2 separate regions of the Homo sapiens genome follow, and region 1 is linked to region 2. Evidence: chromatin loops called from intact Hi-C (ENCODE). Cell type or tissue: mammary epithelial cell. All regions are shown on one strand. Each heading gives the region's core, and the rest is flanking DNA. Links, peaks and the distances in the headings are about the cores only.

Region 1 (12,698 bases), core at 2,276-10,275, 320 kb after region 2:
GGTGGCACGTGCCTGTAATCCCAGCTACTCAGGAGGCTGAGGCAGGAGAATCCCGTGAACCAGGGAGGCAGAAGTTTGCAGTGAGCCGAGATCGCGCCATTACACTCCAGCCTGGGCGACAGAGTGAGACTCTGTCCGCCCCGCGCCCCCCTCCCCCCACAAAAAATAAACAGCAGAACACCTTAACTATGAAGAGAATACAATATCATTCATTTGCTCTCTTTTTTTCTAGTATCATTTATCACACACACACACCCTCACACCTTTTGCTCAATAGGTAAACATCTCTTTCACTTCTGTATCACTTTCTTTCTTTCTTTCTTTCTTTCTTTTTTGAGACGGAGTCTCGCCCTTTAAGTGCAGTTGCGCTGTCTCTGCTCACTGCAAGCTCCGCCTCCCGGGTTCACGCCATTCTCCTGCCTCAGCCTCCCGAGTAGCTGGGACTACAGGCGCCCGCCACCGTGCCGGGCTAATTCTTTGTATTTTTAGTAGAGACTGAGTTTCACCTGTTAGCCAGGATGGTCTCGATCTCCTGACCTCGTGATCCGCCCTCCTCGGCTTCCCAAAGTGCTAGGATTACAGGCGTGAGCCACCGCGCCCGGCCTCTGTACCATTTTCTCCACTTTGAGGCAGAGTCTCTCTCTGTCGCCCAGGCTGGAGTGCAGTGGCGGGATCTCGGCTCACTGCAAGCTCCACCTCCCGGGTTCACGCCATTCGTCTGCCTCAGCCTCCAGAGTAGCTGGGACTACAGGTGCCCGCCACCACGCCCGGCTAATTTTTTTGTATTTTTAGTAGAGACGAGGTTTCACCTCGTTAGCCAGGATGGTCTCGATCTCCTGACCTAGTGATCCGCCCACCTCGGCCTCCCAAAGTGCTGGGATGATAGGCGTGAGCCACCGCGCCCGGCCTTTTTAAGACAGAGTTTCGCTCTTGTTGCCCAGGCTGGAGTGCAATGGCCCGATCTTGGCCCACCACAACCTCTGCCTCCTGGGTTCAAGTCAAGCGATTCTCCTGCCTCAGCCTTCCGAGTAGCTGGGATTACAGGCATGCACCACCACGCCTGCCTAATTTGTATTTTCAGTAGAGAGGGGGTTTCTCCATGTTGGTCAGGCTGGTCTCAAACTCCCAACCTCAGGTGATCCGCCGGCCTTGGCCTCCCAATTTCCTGGGATTACAGGCGTGAGCCACCGCACCCAGCCTGGTTTAATACTTTTTATTTAGTGGCACAATGCCCAGGAATGAATTAAAGTCATTAAATGAGGACTAGGTTGCTATGCACTTGGCTGTTTCTGGACTTCCTGTGCTGTTCCATTGGTTGGTCTATTCATTCACCAGTGCCACACTGTTCTAGTGACAGGGAATTTGTAAAATATTTAACTATTAGGCATAACTAGACACCCAATTCTCAATTTGTTTTTTTCCCCCAAGGGATTTTCTAATTATTCTTATTTATTTTCTCATGTGAACTTTATAATCTACTTGTCTAGCTTGAGAAAAAAAGTAGTTGTTGGCATTTTGATTAGGAGGTATTACATTTGAAAATTTACTCTGCAAATGTGCTGTATAGTCTTCCTATTTGAGAATGTTCTTCTGTACTACACAGCCATAAAAAGGAATGAATTAACAGCATTTTCAGTGACCTGGATGAGATTGGAGACTGTTATTCTAAGTGAAATAACTCAGGAATGGGAAACCAAACATTGTATGTTCTCACTGATATGTAGAAGCTGAGTTATGAAGACACAAAGGCATATGAATGATGCAATGGACTTTGGGGACTTGAGAGGAAGAATAGGAGGGGGCAAGGGACAGAAGACTACAAGGTGCAGTGTATACTGCTCGGGTGATAAGTGCATCGAAATCTCACAAATCACCACTAAAGAACTTACTCGTGTAACCGAATACCACCTGTACCCCAAGAACTTACGGAAAAGAAAAAAAAAAGTTCTTCATTTTTTTTTTTTTTTTTTTTTTGAAATGGACTCTCATTCTGTCACCCAGGCTGGAGTGCAGTGGTGTGACCTCGGCTCACCACAACCTCCACTTCCCAGGTTCAAGCCATTCTCCTGCCTCAGCCTCCCAGGTAGTTGGGATTATAGGCTCACACCACCACACCCGGCTAATTTTTGTATTTTTAGTAGAAGCAGGGTTTCACCACTTGGCCAGGCTGGTCTCAAACTCCTGATCTCAGGTGATCCTCCAACCTCAGCCTGCCAAAGTGCTGAGATTACAGGCGTGAGACACCGCACCCGGCCCGATTTGTTCATATCTAATTTTTAAATTTCAGATGTGTTTTAATGTTTTCATTTAAAGTTTGCACACTTCTTAGTAATTTTTTCATTAAAAACCTTTTTGTTTCTATTATATATGAGGTTATCGCCTCACAAAAATTTTAACTTTTTATTGTTTATATGAACAAAGGCAATTGTTTAATGTTTGGGAATTTATATGCTACTATATGCTATTTCTTTTCTTTTCTTTTCCTTTACTTTTTTGTTTTTTTTGAGAGGGAATTTCACTCTTGTCGCCCAGGCTGGAGTGCAATGGCGCGATCTGGGCTCACTGCAACCTCTGCCTCCTGGGTTCAAGCGATTCTCCTGCCTCAGCCTCCCAAGTAGCTGGGATTTATAGGCACGCACCACCATACCCGGCTAATTTTGTATTTTTAATAGAGGCAGGTTTTCACCACGTTGGCCAGGCTGGTCTTGAATTCCTGATCTCAGGTGATCTGCCTGTCTCAGCCTCCCAAAGCGCTGGGATTAGTCGTGAGCCACCTCGCCCGGCCTAGTCCCTTCTTTCAAATTTCATCACCACTCTTTGCTTGTTTTTCTTTTTTTCTTTTCTTTTCTTTTTTTTTTTTTGAGACAGAATCTCGCTCTGTCAGCCAGGCTGGAGTGCAGTGGCACGATCTCGGCTCACTGCAAGCTCCGCCTCCCAGGTTGAAGCGATTCTCCTGCCTCAGCCTCCTGAGCAGCTGGGACTACAGGTGCGTGCCACCATGCCCAGCTAATTTTTGTATTTTTAATAGAGGTGGAGTTTCTCCATACTGGCCAGGCTGGTCTCTAACTCCTGATCTCGTGATCCGCCCACCTCAGCCTCCCAAAGAGCTAGGATTACAGGTGTGAGTCACCGCGCCCGGCCGCAATTTTTTTTTTTTTTTTTTTTTTTTTTTTTTTTTTTTTTTTTTTTGAGAAGGAGTCTGGCTCTTGTTGCCCAGGCTAGAGTGCAATGGCGCCATATTGTAGCAGGACGAGCCGCAGACAAAACTCCTCAGACACCGAGTTAAAGAAGGAATGGGTTTATTCGGCCGGGGGCATCGGCAAGACTCCTGTGTCAGGAGCCGAGCTCCCCCAGTGAGCAATTTCTGTCCCTTTTAAGGGATCACAACTCTAAGGGGGTGCGCTTGAGAGGGCCGTGATCGATTGAGCAAGCAGGGGTTATGTGACTAGGGGCTGCATGTCCCAGTAATTAGATCGGAACAAACAGGATAGGGATTTTCACAGTGCTTTTTTTTTTTTTTTTTTTTTTTTGAGACGGAGTCTCGCTCCGTTGTCCAGGCTGGCGTGCAGTGGCGCGATCTCGGCTCACTGCAAGCTCCACCTCCCGGGTTCTCGCCATTCTCCTTCCTGCCTCAGCTTCGGGAGTAGCTGGGACTACAGGCGCCTGCAACCACGCCCGGCTAATTTTTTGTATTTTTAGTAGAGACGGGGTTTCACTGTGTTACCCAGGACAGTATCGATCTCCTGACCTCGTGATCCACCCACCTTAGCCTCCCAAAGTACTGGGATTACAGGCGTGACCCACCGTGCCCGGCCTGAAAAATCCACTGTTAGACTGATGGAATTTCCTATATAGGTTTTTAGGACACTTTTTCTCTTCTCTTGCTCATTTTAAGATTTTTTTTCCTTTACATTGAGTTTAGATTGTCTGATGACTATTTGTCTTGGTGAAGTCCATCTTGCAATGTATTTTCCAGGAGTTCTCTAAGTATCTTCTATCTGGATTTTAAATCTGTAGCCAGGGTTAGGGAAGTTTTCCTCAATTATTTCCTCAAGTAGATTTTCCACACTTTTTACCCTTCATTCTCCCTTAGGAATACCTATGATTCATGGGTACAGATGTTTTACATAACCCCATACTTCCTGAAGGCTTTGTTCATATTTTAATTCTCTTTTCTTTCTTTTTGTCTGACTGGGTTAATTTGAAAGACCTGTCTTCAAGCTCTGAAATTCTTTCTTCTGCTTGGTCTAGTCTATTGTTAAAGCTTTCAGCTGCATTTGGAACTACTTTGATGAATTTTTTATTTCCAGGTGGTTTAATTTTTTTTTTTTTTTTCTTTTGAGAAGGAGTCTCGCTCTGTCGCCCAGGCTGGAGTGCAGTGGCGCAATCTCGGCTCACTGCAAGCTCTGCCTCCCGGGTTCAGACCATTCTCCTGCCTCAGCCTCCTGAGTAGCTGGGACTACAGGCGCCTGCAACCAGGCCCGGCTAATTTTTTGTATTTTGAGTAGAGACGAGGTTTCACTGTGTTAGCCAGGATGGTCTAGATCTCCTGACCTCGTGATCTGCCCGCCTCAGCCTCCCAAAATGCTGGGATTACAGGCATGAGCCACCGCGCCCAGCCCAGGTGGTTTACTTTTTTAAAAATATTTATCTCTTGGTAAATTTTTTATTCATATGCTGAATTGATTTTTTACATTTCTTTGTGTTGTTTTCAACTTTCTCTTGGATTTCATTGAGCTTCTTTATAATCATTATTTTGAATTATTTATTTGGTATTTCAAAGATTTTATTTTTGTTAGGATCTATTGCTAGAAAGTTAGTGTAATGTTTTGGGGATGTCATAACACTCTTTTTTCAGAGTATGTTTTCAAAACATTCTACTGTTTTCAACAGAGAAACAAAGGACTTACTTAAAAAATAGAAAACATAGAGAGTTCCAGAATCATTTCTTTGGTTCCTTCTCATCTGTAGAAACTTTCTCTTCTTATTTTTGAATTTATTTCATTTGGGCAGGATTTTTTTTTCCCTTTACTATGTGACTATAATGTATGTTGTTTAAGGTCCTTTGCATTTGGTTGTGAATGCTTTCAGTGGCAAAGACGCTGTAGTTGTCCCCTGGTTATAGATAGCCTTTGTATGGTGGCTTTCTCAAATGCCAGTTGTGGTGGTGATGTACTGGGAGTGTGAACAGGCTCACAGCCTCCTGCAGGGCCAGGATGGCAGAGGTTTAAGAAGTTTATCTCATTTCCTCTTTTGGAAGAGATGAGAAGTTTATTTCCACTCATGTGCCCTTTTGTCAACTGATTTGTATTGAGGTGCGTGGTTCAGCCTCCAGAACAGTAGGTGGGCTTATGCCTAAAAGCCTATGTGGCAGAAGCACGTGAGTATATGCTTCATCATTGTATACCTAGAAAAGTTCTCTGTTGCCTCAGGAAATGTGCTGGTAAGTGGAATGTACAGCAGCCTGGGCTCCCTGCTCAGCACCAGAGAGGGGGACATAGCTGAGTAGAGCTGGATCCCCAAGCCTGCCCCACAATGGTGAGCACAGGCAGCAGCTTTCAGGCAGGAGTGATGGCATGGGAAACTTCTGGTGAAACGTGCCTAGGTCTCCACAGATGAGGAGAGGGCTGCCCCAGCTTCATGACCTGGCCAGGCAGGAATGCCATCCATTTCCCTGTCATTCCCTAGTCCTGGCATCGGGGAAACTCAAATTGACCAGACACTACTCTCTATCTCCAACTGCAATGTAGTTGAGACTCATTAAAGATGTCTTCTCCTCAGCTCACCATTTAAATGTCTTTGGTGCAGAGCATCCTCCCTCAACCCCAAACACATAGCTTTTCTTTTTCTTTTTTTTTTTGAGATGGAGTTTTGCTCTTGTTGCCCAGGCTGGAGTGCAATGGCGTGATCTCAGCTCACCGCAACCTCCACCTCCCAGGTTCAAGCAATTCTCCTGCCTCAGCCTCTCGAGTACCTGGGATTACAGGCATGCGCCACCACGCCTGGCTAATTGTTTTTGTAGTTTTAGTAGAGACAGGGTTTCTCCATGTTGGTCAGGCTGGTCTCGAACTCCTGACCTCAGATGATCCGCCCACCTCGGCCTCCCAAAGTGCTGGGATTACAGGCGTGAGCCACCGCGCCTGGCCTGCACATAGCTTTTCAGCTTTCCTGCTCTCCACTGCAGGAATGCTAGCACTCCCTGTAGAGAGGGGAAAGGGCCCTGTCTTTCACACAAGCCTGGCCCAAATGGCCACACTGCCAGTGGAAACACAGTCACCCCTGATAGCCCTAGAAAGGCTCTTCTCTGGCACACGTGCCAATTTCCCATGGGAGTGGCCATGCTGTGTTTGAAGCAGTGGTGGATGGGGGAAGGGCAGGAGAATTTCCCCTTTCCATGCCTGATTCTAAGCACTGGGGCTGCTTGGCTGCTGGGATGGAACTACACTCCTTCAGCGCAGAGCTGAACACAGTGTCCACGACTCTGCTGGAAGTGGTGCAGTCACTCAGCCCACAAACAAGGAGCTCTTGGACACAGATGAGTACATGGTCTGGCCTCCTTTGTCCCAACTGGTACTTTTTTTGTGTACTGCAGTCTCCCTTTCCTTAGGAGCAGCAATCCCTGATGGCTAGACCACTGGGAACCCTGCAGCTCCACTGGGTCCAGCCAGCCCTGTGTGGCTGCCACAATCCAAGTGGGCACTGGGGGCATGGCTGCAGGAGCTTCTGTGATGTGAATATACAAAGGTTGGGGTTCCCTGGGAAGGACACAGTCCCCTGATGGCTACACTCCTAATATGGCACCCTGCCAACACTGCCCGAGTCTGGAGGAGGGACAAGTGACCCAGCGCAAGTTGGTTGTCTGGTGTGATGCCCTCCAGAAGTTCCCAAATCGCCATGCACATCAGTGTTTGGCTTTGTGAGGGCAGAGGAGCTCTCCGACAGTTCAGATACTGGTGGTCTTCCTTAGGGACGACGGGAGTCAAAACACTCCTATCTTACCTTTCAATGAAATACCAAGTCTCTCAAGGTTCCTAGCTGATTTCTGCCAGCTTCTTACTTTCTTCTTTTTTTCTGTCTCAGCTTTTCCCCATGAGTTCTGAAACATTCTGATGTGATTCTGACAGCTATTTCCACACTCAGGCTGGGCCCTGGAGGAGTGCCCTCTGCTGGTTCTCTGAGACCTGTGGCTGGGATCATCTCTGATAAGGTTTGGGTGTTTGTCCCCTCCAAATCTCATGTTGAAAGATCCCCAGTGTTGGAGCTGGGGCCTAGTGGGAGGCGTTTGGGTCATGGGACCGGTTCTCTCTTGAGTGGCTTAGTACCCTGCCCATGGTAATGAGTGAGCTTTCACTCTATTCGTTCACACGAGAGCTGATTATTTAAAAGAGCCTAGCAGCTCTCTTGCTCTTTCTCTCTCCATGTGACACACCTGCTCTTCCTTTGCCTTCTGCCACAAGTAAAAGCTTCCTGAGACTTCACCAGAATCCTAGTGGAGCTGGCCCCATGATTGTACAGCCTGCAGAACTGTGAGCCAAATAAATCTCTTTTCTTTATAAATTACTTAAACCCAGGTATTCCTTTACAACAACGCAAATGGACTAATACAGTCTCCCTCTGCTGCCTCCAAGGTCACTCCTTGATCTTCACTGCTTTAGGCAGCCTTTTACCCTACTTTGTAGTTGGAGCTTCAGGGGCTTAACATCTTAAAAGTTTTATTTTATTTTTTAATTTATGCTTTTTAAAAAAATTTTTTTGAGATGGAGTTTTGCTCTTGTTGCCCAGGCTGGAGTGCAATGGTGTGATCTCGGCTCACCGCAACCTCTGCCTCCTGGGTTCAAGCGATTCTCCTGCCTCAGCCTCCCAAGTAGGTGGGATTACAGGCGCGCAACACCATGCTCGGCTAATTTTTGTTGTTTTAGTAGAAACAGTGTTTCACCATGTTGGTCAGGCTGGTCTCGAACTCCCGACCTCATGATCCGCCCGCCTTGGCCTCCCAAAATGCTGGGATTACAGGCATGAACCACCGCACCCAGCCAAATGATTTTTAAAAAATAATTACTATGTATAAAATAACAAATAGGTAATTTGGGTAATTTCATTTTGAACTCTTTGGCTAAATATTTTATGTACATATTGTCTCAGCAATCAGGAATTAAAATTTATAAACACTATTAACAAGCAATACTCTCTGATTTGAAGGAGAATCTAATTTGGAAGTCAGTCACATGATGATTGTGTTTTTAAGTTTTTTTTTCCATGCATTTGTTATTTTATGAATTGGTCTGAATGATGAGGCCAGGCAAGTGTATACATCTTTTCACTGGTAGAAAAATCTGTAGCAAAGCCTGTGCCCTTTTTACAACAATGACTTTTTTTTTTTTTTTTTTTTGAGATGAAGTCTCACTCTTGTGGCCCAGGCTGGAGTGCAATGGTGCTATCTGGGCTCACTGCAACCTCCATCTCCTGCCTCAACCTCCCGAGTAGCTGGGATTACAGGCGTCCATCAACAGTCCCGGCTAATTTTTGTATTTTTGGTAGAGGCGGGGTTTCACCATGTTGGCCAGGCTGGTCTTGAACCCCTGACCTCAGGTGATCCACCCGCCTCGGCCTCCCAAAGTGCTGGGATTACAGGCATGAGCAACCACACCCAGCCTGGATTTTGAAAAATGTATAGAATCATATATCCACTACCCTAGTACCATCTACAACAGTTCCTTCATCCTAAAAATTTCCCTTTGAATGTTCTTTATCCCTTCTCCCTCCAACCTTTGATAACCATTAACCTGTTTTCTGTCCCCATAGATCTGCTTTTTCCAGAATGGTATATGAATTGAGTCAGATAAAATGAAGCCTTTTGTGTCTGACATTTTTTTCACCTGGTAAAACGCATTTAAGATTAATTGATGTATGGATTAATAGCTTATTTACATATATATATATATATATTTTTTTTTTTTTTTTTTGAGACAGAGTTTTGCCCTTGTTGCCCAGGCTGGAGTGCAATGGCGCGATATTAGCTCGCTGCAACCTCTGCCTCCCAGGTTCAAATGATTCTTCTGCTTCAGCTTCCTGAGTAGCTGGGATTACAGGCATGCGCCACCACTCCCGGCTAATTTTGTATTTTTAGTAGAGACGGGGTTTCTTCATGTTGGCCAGGCTTGTCTCGAACTCCTGACCTCAGGTGATCCACATGCCTCGGCCTCCCAGAGTGCTGGGATTACAGGTGTGAGCCACTGCGCCTGGCCAATTTGTTTTTTTTTTTAAATAAACATAGACAGCATCTCGGTATGTTGCCCAGACTGGTCTTGAACCCTGGCCACAATCGATCCTTCCACCTTGGCCTCCCAAAATGAGCCACTGCACCAGGGCAACAGCTTTTTTTTTTTTTTTAGACAGATCCTTGCTCTGTTGCCCAGACTAGAGTGCAATGATGCAGTCTTGGCTCACTCCAACCTCTGCCTCCCAGGTTCAAGTGATTCTCCTGCCTCAGCCTCCCGAGGAGCTGGGACTACAGTTGCTCGCCACCACGCCTAGCTAATTTTTTCTTTTTGTATTTTTACTAGAGACGGAGTTTTGCCATGTTGCCCAGGCTGGTCTCAAACTCCTGACCTCAGGTGATCCACCTGCCTCAGCCTCCCAAAGTGCTGGGATTACAGGTGTAAGCCACCTCATCTGGCCTGACAATAGCTCATTTCTTATGATCCATATGGTTATACCACAGTTTGCTTAGTCTTGCATGGCTGAAAGATATCTTGGTTGTTTACAGTTTTTAGTGAACATATGTAAAGCTGCTATAAATATTCATGTACAGGTTTTTGTGTGGATATCAACCTTGAATTAACTTGGGTAAATACCTAAGAGCATGATTGATGGTAAGTCTCTCCTTAACTTTATAAGAAACTTCTAAACTGTCTTTCAAAGTGGCTTTACCGTTTTCCATTCCCATTAGCAGTGAGTGGGAATTCTTGTTGCTCTGTATATTTTCAGCATTTTTTATTGTAAGTTTAAAAAATTTTAGCTACTCTAATAGTGTAGCAGTACTTTGTTTTGGTGTTCTGTTTTGTTTTGTTTTTTGAGACAGAGTCTCACTCTGTTGCCCAGGCTGGAGTAAAGTGGTGCGATCACAGCTCACTTCAGCCTCCACCTCCCAGGTTCAAGCAATCCTCCCGTCTCACTCTCCCAAGTGGCTGGAATCACTGGCGCATGCCACCACACCTGGTTAATGTTTGTTTGTTTGTTTGTTTGTTTGTTGAGACATTGTCTCGCCATGTTACCCAGGCTGGTCTTGAGCTCCTGGGCTCAAGTGATCCTTCTGCCTTAGCCTACCAAAGTGTTGGCATTGAAGGCATGAGCCACTGCACCCTGTTGGCATTTCCCTAATGACAGATGATCTTAAGCATATTTTCAAGTATTATTTACCACCCATATATCTTCTTTGGTGGTGTCTGTTGAGATCTTTCACCCACTTCTAAAATCAAGATTTTTTTCCCCAATTATTGTGTTTTAATTTTGTTCACATATTATCTTTACAAGTCCTTTGTCACATCTATAACTTCCAGTTTTTTGACAAGTATTTTCTTCCAGTCTGTGCCTTGTCTTCTTTTCATTCACTTACCAGTGTTTTTGTAAAGCAAAAACTATTAATTATGATAAAGTCTAATTGATTTGTTTTCTCTTTCATGGATTGTATTTTTGGTGTTTTATCTAAAAACTCAAACTCAAGGTTAAGATTTTCTCCTTTATATTCTTCCAGAAGTTTTATGGCTGTGCATATTATTTTTAAGTCTATGATACATTTTGAGTTACTTTTTTATAGGTGTGAAGTATTGTCAAGTTTTTTTTTTTTTTTTTTTTTTTTTTTTTTGTGATTGAGTCTTACCCTGTGGCCCAGGCTGGAGTGCAATGGCGTGATCTCTGCTCACTGCAACCTCTGCCTCCCAGGTTCAAGTGATTCTTCTACCTCAGCCTCCCGAGTAGCTGGGATTACAGGCATGAGCCACCACACCAGCTAATTTTTGTAACTTTAGTAGAGGCAGGGTTTCACCATGTTGGCCAAGCCAGTCTCAAACTCCTGACCTCAAGTGATCCACCTGCCCCAGCCTCCCAAAGTAGATGGATGCCAATTGTTTCAGCATCATTATTGAAAGGAGATTCCCTTCTTCATTGGATGACCTTTGTACTTGTATTCAAAATCAAGTGACTCTATTTTTGTCCTTCCATTTCTGGCCTCTCCATTCTGTTCTGTTGATCTATGTGTCTGTCCTTTTGCCAATACCACACTCTCTTGATCACTGTCCTTTGCAGAAAGACTGGAAATAGTATCTAATAATTTTGAAAGGTATGTTTTCATCATCATTCAGTTGAAAATATTATCTAACTTCCCTTATGTTTTCTTCTTTGATCCGTAGGTTATTTAGAAGGAAGATTTAAAATTTTCAATACTTTTTTGCCCCTAGACAACTTATTATTGATTTCCAATAAAATCTATTTTGGTCAGAGTACATATTCTGTATGATTTCAGTCCTTTGAAATATGTTGTTACTTGTTTTATGTCTCAACATATGACCTGTGTTAGTGAATGTACCATATTCACTTTACAAAATATATATTCTGGAGCTGTTGAACACAGTGACTGTAAATGTCAGATCAAGACGGTTGATAGTGTTGTTCATTTGTATTTTTAAAAAACTAAGAAAAAGCTGGGCGCGGTGGCTCACGCCTGTAATCCCAGCACTTTGGGAGGCCAAGACGTGTGGATCACCTCAGGTCGGGAGTTCGAGACCAGCCTAACCAACGTGGAGAAACCACGTCTCTACTAAAAATACAAAATTAGCTGGGCGTGGTGGTGCATGCCTGTAATCCCAGCTACTCGGGAGGCTGAGGCAGGATAATCGCTTGAACCCAGGAGGCAGAGGTTGCAGTGAGCGGAGATTGTGCCATTGCACTCCAGCCTGGGCAACAAGAACGAAACTCCATCTCAAAAAAAAATTAATAAAAAAAAAACTAAGAAAAAATAGAGCATCTTTAACTTCCCACCATATATTTGGCATTTCCAGTGTTGGTCACTCCTATCTGAAGACTCAAGTTACCATCTGGTATGACTTCTTTCAACCTGGGAAACTCCTTCAGTATTTTTCTTGCAGTAGAGTTATGTTTGCAACAAATTATCCTAGTTTTATTTTATCTGGAGACACCTTTTCATTTTTCTTCCCTGAAAATATTTTTACTGGATGTGCAATTCTGAGTTAGGTTGTTTTCTTACAGCACTCAAAAAAATGCCATTTCATTGTCTTCTGACCACCATAGTTTCTGATGACAAATTATGAACACATGGACTGGTCATTCTCATAATTGTTCTCATGTATGTAACGTGTCATTTTTCTCTGATTATTCTCACGATTTTCTGTGACCATAGGCTGCTCAGGGCTGGACTTGGATATGGCCATAAAGTGGTACTGTAGGAAGTGCAGTATCCTGGAATTAATTCCGGACCTTGGAATTAACAGGGCTGGGCCCCTTAGCACCTGCCCTTAGCTCTCCTTTCCCCAGGTCCCTAGAAACCCCCTCCTGATCTACACACACACACACACATGCACACACAACTTCTAACAGGGCCCTTCTCGTTTTTCTCTCCCCCCTGGTTCCTTCCACTCTCCCCCTTCTCTTATGATCCATTTCATCTCCCTTCTGCTCTCTGG
Region 2 (10,256 bases), core at 2,081-10,080:
GCAGATTTGTTACATGGGAATATTGCATGATGTTCAAATTTGGAGTATGGATCTCACCACCCTGGTAATGAGCCTAGTACCTGGCTTGATAGGCAGTTTTTTAACCCATCCTCCCCCATCCCTGAAGCCTCTGGTAGTCCACAGTGTCTATTGTTCCCATACCTATGTTCATGTGTGCTCAATGCTTAACTCCCACTTATAAGTTACAACATGCAGTATTTGGTTTTCTGTTCCTGTGTTAACTTGCTTAGAATTATGCCCTCCAGCTCCATCCATGTTGCTGCAAAGGACATTATTTTATTCTGTTTTTATGGCTGCATAGTATTCCATGGTGCATATGTAACACATTTTCTTTATCCAGTCTGTCATTCCACATCTTTGCTATTGTGAGCAGCGCAACAATGAACATGTGAGTGTATGTATCCTATTGGTAGAATGATTTATTTTATTTTGATATATACCCATTAATGAGATTGCTGTATTGAATAGTAGTTCTGTTTTAAATTATTTGAGAAATCTCCAGACTGCTTTTCACAGTTGCTGGACTAATCCACATTCCCACCAACAGCATATAAGCATTCCCTTTTCTCTGCAGCTTTGATAGCATCTGTTGTTTTTTGACTTTTTAAATAGTCATTCTGACTGGTGTGAGATAATATCTCACTGCAGTTTTGATTTGCATTTCCCTGATAATTAGTGATGCTGATAATTTTTTCGTATGTTTGTTAGCCACATGTATGTCTTCTTTTGAGAGTGTTTTTTCATGTCCTTTGCCCATTTATTAATGGGATTATTGGCTTTCTGCTTGTTGACTTGTTTAAGTTCCCTATAGATTCTGGATATTAGGCCTTTGTCAGATGCATTGTTTGTGAATATCTTCTCCCTTTCTGTAGATAGTGTGTTTGCTCTGTTGATAGTTTCTTTTGCTGTGCAGAAGCTCTTTAGTTTAATCAGGTCTCACTTGTCTATTTTTGTTTTTGTTGCCATTGCTTTTGGTGACTTAGCCAAAAATCTTTTGCCAAGGCCGATGTTGAGAAGAGTATTTCCTAGGTTATCTTCCATGATTTCTATAATTTGAGGTCTTACATTTAAATCTTTAATCAATTTTGAGTTAACTTTTGTATAGGGTAAAAGGTAGGTATCCAGCTTCAATCTTCTGTATATGACAAGGAAGTTATCCCCGCACCATTTATTAAATAGGGAATCATTTCCCCGTAGCTTGTTTTCTTCTTATAAATCTAGGAGTTTGGGGTGTCTTTGCTTTTTATGATGTATAATAAGGGATTTACCAATAATGTGTGCTCTCTAACATTAAATCAGCTGTTTTTTTCCAGTGAATAAATTGAGATTAAATGAGTGTACGTGACTATAAATGGCCATAACAAAAAAGAAATAGATAGGGTAGAGACAAAAAGGAAAAAAAATTTCACTTCCTTTTTAAAGATGATCTATTCAGAATAATAAAAATGAGGTGAAAATAGGAAAATATTATTAAGAGCAAAATAATAGTAGAATCAACTCTTTTATAGAGATATACTCATAGAACAGAGTAGGAAAACAGGGACATCATACACTGAAATATTTGCTCTGTTTGTTTCTACAAAAAAAGGAGAAAAAAAGTTAACAAAGTGTGAATTTAAGATAAGGCCTGGAGTGCTGGCTCACACCTGTAATCCTATCACTTTGGGAGGCAGAGGCAGGAAGATCCCTTGAGCCCAGGAGTTCAAGACCAGCCTGGGAAACATAGGGCGACTCTGTCTCAATTTAAGAAAAAAAAAATATAAGCATCAACCCTGAACAGTATTGCCAGCTACATATGTTGTACCTCGATCAGGAGTGACTACATTAGTGCCTGTGATTTAGATTATATCACACTAATGTTATTGATACTAGAAAGTAGTCGTGTGTACCCACAACAGATAGGAAGATCTACATTCCGCAACCTCAAAAATAATGATTTTTGTGTTTCATTACTTGCCATAATAAAGTAACGAGATTTTCTCTCCTGATTAAACATCTAAAAAATGGAATAAAATATATAAAGCAATGATTTTAATACACTGTACAAGACAGGGTTGGGTATGTCCCATGACCCATCAGCCTGATTGGAACAGCTTGTAATAGACAAGGACTTAGGTGGAGTCCTGAGAAGGATATTACCTTAGTAGTGGGGGCTAAATTAATCTCAGAATAAACAATGTTCTGGATCTACCTTAACAAAAAAAAAAGTATGCCTCAAAATAAGCATAATAATTTAGGGGAAATACAGACATAAAAAGAGAGAGATTTTTTTAAAGACCCACATAGAACTTGTTTAAATAAAAAATACAAAATATAAAGTGAAAAATGCAGTGCATGGAATAAACAGTAGATTAATTACTGCAGAAGAAAAAATCAAGGAACTTGGAGATATAGATATAAAAACAATCCAAAATGAAGCACAGAGAAATCTTTTTAATAAAATGGACAAAGTATCAATGACCTATGTCATAATTTCAAGCAGTCTAACATATGTGCAAGTGGAGTACTAAAGAAGTGTTTGATTAAAAACATTGAAGAAGTAATGACTGAGTTTTTCCAAATTTGATAAAATATATAATCTATAGATCCAAGAAGCTCAATAAAAATTAAATAGAATAAATATTAGAAAACTTTACAATGAACATCATAATCTATTTGCTAAAAAAGTCATAAAGAAAAATCTTAAAATCAGCAAGAGAAAAATCAACACAGTTATTACAAAGGAATAAAGATAAGAATGGCAGCATGCATCCCACCAGAAATTATGTGAGACAGGTAATGGAGCAACAGCTTTAAAGCACATAAACAAAAGTCTGGCAATTTAAAATTTTATATACAGAGAAAACATCTCTTAAAAATAAGGGCAAAGTACTTTTTCATGCCAACAAAAGCTGAAGTAAATTATTACCAGCAGAACTTTACTACAAGAAATAGTTAAGGAAAGTCTTTAGACAACAACAACAAAAAAATGATACGAGATGAAAATCAGTGTCTCCATGAAGGGACCAAAAGTGCCAGAAATTATAAATATGTGTTTAAGTGTAAAAGACATTTTTATTATTTTTAATTACCTTAAAAATAATAGAATTTTTCAAAAAAAACAGAATTGCAGTATCTTGGATACTAATAACATAAGTAAAAGTAAAATGTGTGACATTAAAATCACAAAGCATGAGCAGGGAGATGGAAGTACAGTATGGCATGACTCTAGCAATACATCTTAAATGGTGTAATATTATGTGAAGAAATATTTTGTGAATTTAAAATGTACATTGTAAACCCCAGAGTAACCACAAAAATATAAAATAAAAAGGTATAAATAAAAGGACAATAGTGAAAATATAATGAAATCATAAAAATATTCCCATAAAAAACAGTAAATGAAAGAAGAAGCAATAACGGACAAATAGGACAAATGAAAGGCAAACAGTTGGAGGACAAATTTAAATTTAATTCTATCAAAAATTTAGTTGGAGGATAAATTTAAATTTAATTCTATCAAAAATTTATCAAATTTAAATTGTGCAAACACTCCAACTGAAACAAAGAGCTTGTCACATTGGCTTAATGGGTATGAAAATGCAGTTAGATAGAATGAAGAACTTCTAGTATTCAACAGTAAACTAATGCAGGGACAGTAATGTAGGTTTAGCTTGATTGTGGTAGTCTCTTCACAATGTATACATATACTAAAGCATCATGTTGTGAAGCCTAAATATATGCAATTTTTATTTGTTAATTATACTTCAATAAGCTGGGGAAAAACAAGATATTTTCAATGGCTAGAAAAATCTCTCCCTAAAATTAAATACCCATTAAAAATTCTCTTCAAGAATTAAGATTAACAAAAATGATATTCTAGATAAAAACTGTTGTGAGAAAAATTATCATCAGTACTTTCCTGCTGAAGGAAACACAAAAGGAAAAAAAATAGGCAAAAATAAAGATTATCTCATATGGAATTTCAGTAAGATACTTCTATTACTTGGAAAATTCCAAAGGTTTTTGTCCTAGGAGAAATGCCACATTCTTTTTTACACAGCAGATTCCTACTCTAACCCTCCCCATACTTCCTACCTCCTTAGTTCTCCTTGCCACCGAATTATCCTGACATATGTACTTACGCGTTTGGTTATTTGGGGCCTCCATCACATTAAACTTTATGTTTGATGACATTATGGAATTTGTTTTGCTTGCTCCTGTGTTTCTTGAACCTACTACACTGCCTAATATAATATGTGCTCAAAATTTTTGAAAGAAAAATATAAACCAGGTAAACAAATCATTTCTTACAGTGAAGTGATGGAAATCAGTCTTAATAGAAATCAGATATCCCTCATTAGTCCTAGTGGTGTTGCTGCCAGTCTTTAAACAACTTCCTACCAAAGATTTTCTTCAGAGCCATCATCACTTCTTTGTTCCTAAGGGTGTAGATTAGTGGATTCAGTACAGGGGTGACGGCGCTATACATGATGGCCATTATCCGGTCCTGAATCATGGAGGTGGCTGAAGCAGGACGAATATATGTGAAGCCCACAGGTCCATAGAAAAGACATACCACCATAAAATGGGAGGCACAAGTGGACAGAGCCTTGTGGAGTATTCTGCAGGACCTGTTCTTAAACAGAAGGAAGCCAATTACATAGAAGCAGGAGAGAAGAGTCAGAAAGAAAGCTCCCATGGATATGCTGCCTGTGACAATGGAAAGAAGCCATTGATTGAGTAATGTGTCACTACAGGCCAATTCTAAGAGCGGCTTGACATCGTAGAAGAAGTGATTGAGTTTCTGAGAGCCACAAAAACTCAGGTGTGCAGTCATGACAGAATGCATCAGAGCGTAAAAGAAGCTGATGAGCCAGGCCGCAGCTGCCAACAGAATACACACCTGGGGGTTCATGATGACAGTGTAGCGAAGAGGATTGCAGATGGCAACAAAACGGTCAAAGGCCATGATAGCCAGTAAAATGGCCTCTGTGCTTCCCAAAAAGTGGAAGAAGTGTAGCTGGGTGATACAGCCTAGAAAAGATATAGCCCTGCGACTGCACACGAGGTTTACGAGCAGCTTGGGCAGTGTCACTGAAGAATAAGAAATATCCAGACAAGAAAGGTTTCCCAGAAAAAAATACATAGGGGAGTGGAGTTGTGGTTCCAAAACAACCATCACCAATATAGATCCATTTCCAATCAAGTTTATCAGGTAAATGATTAAGAAAATCCCAAAGAAGAAAGGCTGCAGCTCCTGAACACCAGTCAGGCCAAGTAGAAGAAACTCATTCATTGTAGTGACATTCTCCATTGCTCTGGGAAGCAAATTTAACAATAACAGAATTAATTTTTCTGAATTTTTAATTTTACACTGTGAGGATTAAATAAAGCAAGTTTACTATTTGGAGGAACCTAGGGGTGAGCAACAGTGTGAAGAATAGTTACGAACAGTAAAACTAAATTTATGTACAACAAAATTGAGGAAGACTAATATACCTGATAAATTCTGAGCTGTTAAAATGGCACTAGACTAATAAAAGCATTATATTATGAACAAATCAGATATAGATAAAGGGCATTTGTTTTCAAAACTAGGAAGTGCAAGATTTGATGGACATAATCATAACCTCATGTATGGCATTAGAATTATGTATTACAAAAATTTTAAACATACAAACAGGGAATAGTTTTTCAACTTATGATTCTAGGTTCTGGCAAAAATTCAGATGTAGCTCAGTGGGGATTTCATCACTTCTTCTAAGATACATAAAAGCCACAAGAGAGTAACACATGTCTTCTGACAACCCAAACTTTCAGTGAAAGTAAGAAACATAAACACCCACAAACCAAATGTTGTATGAGTAGAGGAGAAAAAAACAGCAAAATTAGCATCATTAGTCACAAGACTGTGTCATAGCAATGAGGCAGTGGATGTAGTTGGGAAAAACTTGAAATAGTTAGAGGTCCCATTAGTAGAAGAACTTCGAAAACACCCCCAATTTTTCAATCCAAAAGGGGAGTACCTCCCAGGGAGTGAGAATTTCTGTGGGGCAGGGGATAGAAAAAGGCACAGTCTAAGCACTGAAGGTGATGGAGAGAAGAGGTATAGTAAATATATGAAGAACAAAGGAAGCTTGTCATTTGTAAGTAATTAATAATAATAATAATAATAACAATAATAATAATCACCACCTTATCAACAGAAGAGGGAGCCCTTGCACTGAGGAATTGGAAAGGCTAACTAGGATACTCCTCCCACCCATGCCTACTAAGATTCTTCTGCTAATAATTGGTCCACAATATCATAAGTTCTCCAGTGTAAGTTCTCCATAAAATAACTCTAAAAATAGACAGAAATAAAGACATAGTTAAAACCACAATCACAATGAGAAGATTTAACAAGTTTCTCTCTATACCTGACAGAAGAATCAGCCAAAAAGTCAGTAAGGATATAAACATCTGAACAACATAATTTACAAATTTGATTAACATATAAAGAACACTGAACCCAACCAAAAAATAATTCACATTATTTTCAAGTATATCTTGTACATATTTACAAAATCAAGCATGAGTTGAGTATTACCAAAAGGCTTCAAAAGGTTTCAAAAGGTTGAGCTATTCAAAGAATGTCCCTTGACCACACTGGAATTAAAAAACAATAAGAAAAATGCATCTAGAAACTCACCAATTGCTTCATATTATGTAATACACACAAATAATTCATAAAGAAAAAATTCAAATAAAATTAGAAAAAAATTGAAATGAACAATGATGAAGATGAGATATATCAAAACTTTTGGCATATAGCTAAAGAAATAAATAGAGGGAAATTGTCAGCCTTAAATGCATATGTTAGAAAAAAAGAAATATTGAAAAACCAATAACCTAAACTTTCATTTCAAACAGCTAAATGAATGAATGCATGAATGAATGAACAAATAATCCAACAACTCAAACCTAAACAAAGTAGAAGGGAAATAGCTAAAATAATAACAAGAATAATTGAAATAGAAAACAAAAGTTCAATAAAGAAAAGTCAACAAAGTCAAAATTTAGTCATTTGAAAAGATTAATGAAAGTTATCAACTCAGTAAAATTGTTAAAAGAGAGAGAGAATACAAATTTTAAGCTAGTATCACTACAGATACTATCAACGTCAAACATTGTAAAAGGTCGTTATGAACGACTTCATGCCCAAGAATTTGGCAATTTAAATAAAATTTTAAAATTACTTAAACCAAAAGTAACTTACCAAAATTGACAGTAGAAGAAAGACAATTTCAATAGTTTGATATTTATATAGGAAAGTGTAGTTCTTATTCAAAATTTTTCCAGAAAGGAAACACCAAGTCCAGATTTTACTGGTGAATTCTACCAAATAATTAAGGAAGAAATAATAACTTACACAAATACTTTCAAAACAATGAAAAAGGAGCACTTCTATATTTCTTTTATAAGGTTAGCACAACTTTGATACCAACACTTTAAAAAGAACTCAACAGAGGCCAGGCGCGGTGGCTCACGGCTGTAATCCCAGCACTTTGGGAGGCCGAGGAGGGCGGATCACGAGGTCAGGAGATCTAGACCATCCTGGCTAACATGGTGAAACACCGTCTCTACTAAAAATACAAAAAATTAGCCTGGTGTGGTGGCAGGAGCCTGTAGTCCCAGCTACCCGGGAGGCTGAGGCAGGAGAATGGCTTGAACCCGGGAGGAGGAGCTTGCAGTGAGCTGAGGTCGCGCCACTGCACTCCAGCCTGGGCGATAGAGCGAGACTCCATCTCAAAAAAAAAAAAAAAACAAAAAAACTTAACAGAAAGGAACTGCAGACTAACCTGTCTTGTGACTATAGATGCAAAAATCTTGAAAAAATGAATAAAAACAAGCAATATCTACATCGCAACCAAATAAAATTTATTTCAAGATGTAAGGGTAATTTAACATTAAAAAATAAATTAATACAATAGCCATATTAGAGAAAGAAAACAAGAAACACCACAGATGCAGTAAAAGCATTTGATTATATTTAGCACCCACTCATGATTTAATAAAATAATCCTTAGCAAACTAGGGATACAAGGGAAATTAGTTTATTTGATAAAATTAATAAAAAATACCATAAGAAAAGATCATACCTAATGAAGAAACATGAAAAGTTTCAGATCAGGAATGAGACAAGGATTTCTCCTATCATCACTTTTTTGAACATTGTCCTAGAGGTTCTAGCCAGTGTCATAAAGCAAGAAAAAAATAAATAAAATACTTTAGAATTAGAAAGGAAAAAATAAAACTCATTTTCATAGATGATATGCCTGTATGGTTAGAAGATTTCTGAGATATGAGGACATTAAACAAGAATTAAATATATTTTATATGCTAACCACAATCAAATGAAAATAAAATGTCCAATGATATTTTCAATAGCATCAGAAACAATAAATGTATAGAAATAAAACTAAACAAAAATATGTAAGATCTCTATCCTAAAAACTACAAAACATTATTCTGAGGAAATAAAGAATATCTAAATAAATAGAGGAATATGGTATATTCATGGGCTGAAAGATATACTATAATGAAGATGTCTACTCTCCTAAAAGTAATCTGAAAAGTCAACGCAATCCCAGTACAAGTCCCTGATTTTTAAAATATAAAATTGTCAAGCTGATTTTAAAAGTTACATAGAAATGCAAAGGAATGGGGAACCTGAAAACCCCCTGGGGCTGGGTTCTCACCTGCATCTGGAGACCTTCCTGAGCCCCCAGCAACAAAACCACAATGCAGTGCCACTGCACAATAACTAGAACAGTTAAAATAAAAAAGTGATGGAAAACACCAAGTGTCAACAAGGATGTAGAGCACCCTGAGCACTCATATACTCCTCCAGGGAGTTTAATCAGCATAGTGATTTTGGAAAACAATCTGGCAGTATCCTCAAGCTAAACATACGCATATATGAATAAGCCAGAAATTCCATTCCTAGGTATATAGCCAATAGAAGGTGCACATACCAAAATATATAAAAATGTTCATAGCAGCAATATTTTTTATCAAAAACTGACAACTATATAAATGTCCATCAACAAAATGAAACATTGTGAAGGAGTCAAAATGAACTACAGCTATATTAAGTAATATGGATGAAGCTGTTTCTTCATGTGGGTGTGTTGGTTATACAGATATGTCATTTTGTGAAAATTTATTGAGACTCAGGATTTATCCACTTTTCTGTATGTGTGTTGTACTTTATATGTCATATAAACTTTTACAGAAAAAAAGAGAATAAGGGAGGAAACAATAATCTTGGATTTGGAAATGATTTTCTAAATATCATAGAAAAACCTGAAGCAATAAAAGATTACCAAATTTGACTACATAGGCATCGAAAATGTCTGCATGACAAAAATCCTACAAATAAAAGATCAAAACGCATCCAGGAATAAAATCACAAAGCAAATTGTAGACCATGTGCTAACATTCTTAATATATAAATTATTTAATAAACCTAAAAGACACAGACCAATTTTTTTTAAAGAGAGAAACATACAGACAATTTATAGAAAAGGAAATATGAATAGATCTTAAAGATAGGAAAAGATGCTCAACCTCATTAAAAATAAGAAAAATGCAAATTGAAATATGACATGCAGGCAAGCGCTACAGCAGGCTGCCGTGAGCACTGTAAAGAGCACCAACGCGCTGCACCTCGACTCCCACCCCACTTAGTCACAAGCACATGCCCATCTGCTCAAGGCATGTTCTGCCGCTGCCCAGCTCAGGTCTAAGCACCCAGCAAGTTTGAGATTTTTCGAAATAAAATAACTTAAAAACAGTGATTTTGACTTCCGGATAAGATGGTATATACAGGTTTCTCCCATCTCCCTTCCCATTAAGTACAACTACAAACCGTAGAAACAATACAAGAGGTAACCAAAAAAGAATTCTCAAATGTGGGAAGGTGAACTGCTTTGGGATTCCAGAACTGTAGGAACCACACAGCAGCAGGGCTGTCCCTTCACCCAACTAAAGAAGGCAATTAGTTTATTTGACAAAAAATGTTTGCCTCTTCCAACACGCCATCCCACAACAAAAGGCAGCCTAGGTAGGTTTTTTCCTGCCTCCTATCAAAAGGTAGTTCCTCCAACAACACAGCACTTGAGTAAGGGGGGCCCATCAGGAATTCTACTAACCCAGAGAAGTACTCTACTCAGCTCCTCTCTCCCTGCTGTCTGGCATTCTCTTCCCCT

The links. Hi-C counts contacts between places; a loop is a spot of excess contacts. Peaks named below come from ENCODE experiments on the same cell type or tissue, not always from the same donor. Only the 100,000 strongest peaks of a DNase experiment are listed, where the experiment ranks them.
Region 1: it touches region 2 in a loop (11-fold over the local background); 3 of 110 quality-filtered maps call a loop at or near these places.

What each region holds. Positions count from the first base shown.
Region 1 is chr6:29,689,565-29,702,262 of GRCh38, forward strand. No RefSeq gene overlaps it. Among named protein-coding and RNA genes, the nearest start is that of ZFP57, 15 kb to the left of the region's middle. In mammary epithelial cell, for the core only: a CTCF peak has its summit at 7,163 (motif pointing left); no DNase peak of the experiment used is centred there.
Region 2 is chr6:29,369,971-29,380,226 of GRCh38, forward strand. It overlaps OR12D3 (olfactory receptor family 12 subfamily D member 3), which reads right to left and starts at 5,321. Exons shown (of 1, transcript NM_030959.3): 1 at 3,453-5,321. The coding sequence starts at 5,317. The coding sequence ends at 4,367. In mammary epithelial cell, for the core only: a CTCF peak has its summit at 6,245 (motif pointing right); no DNase peak of the experiment used is centred there.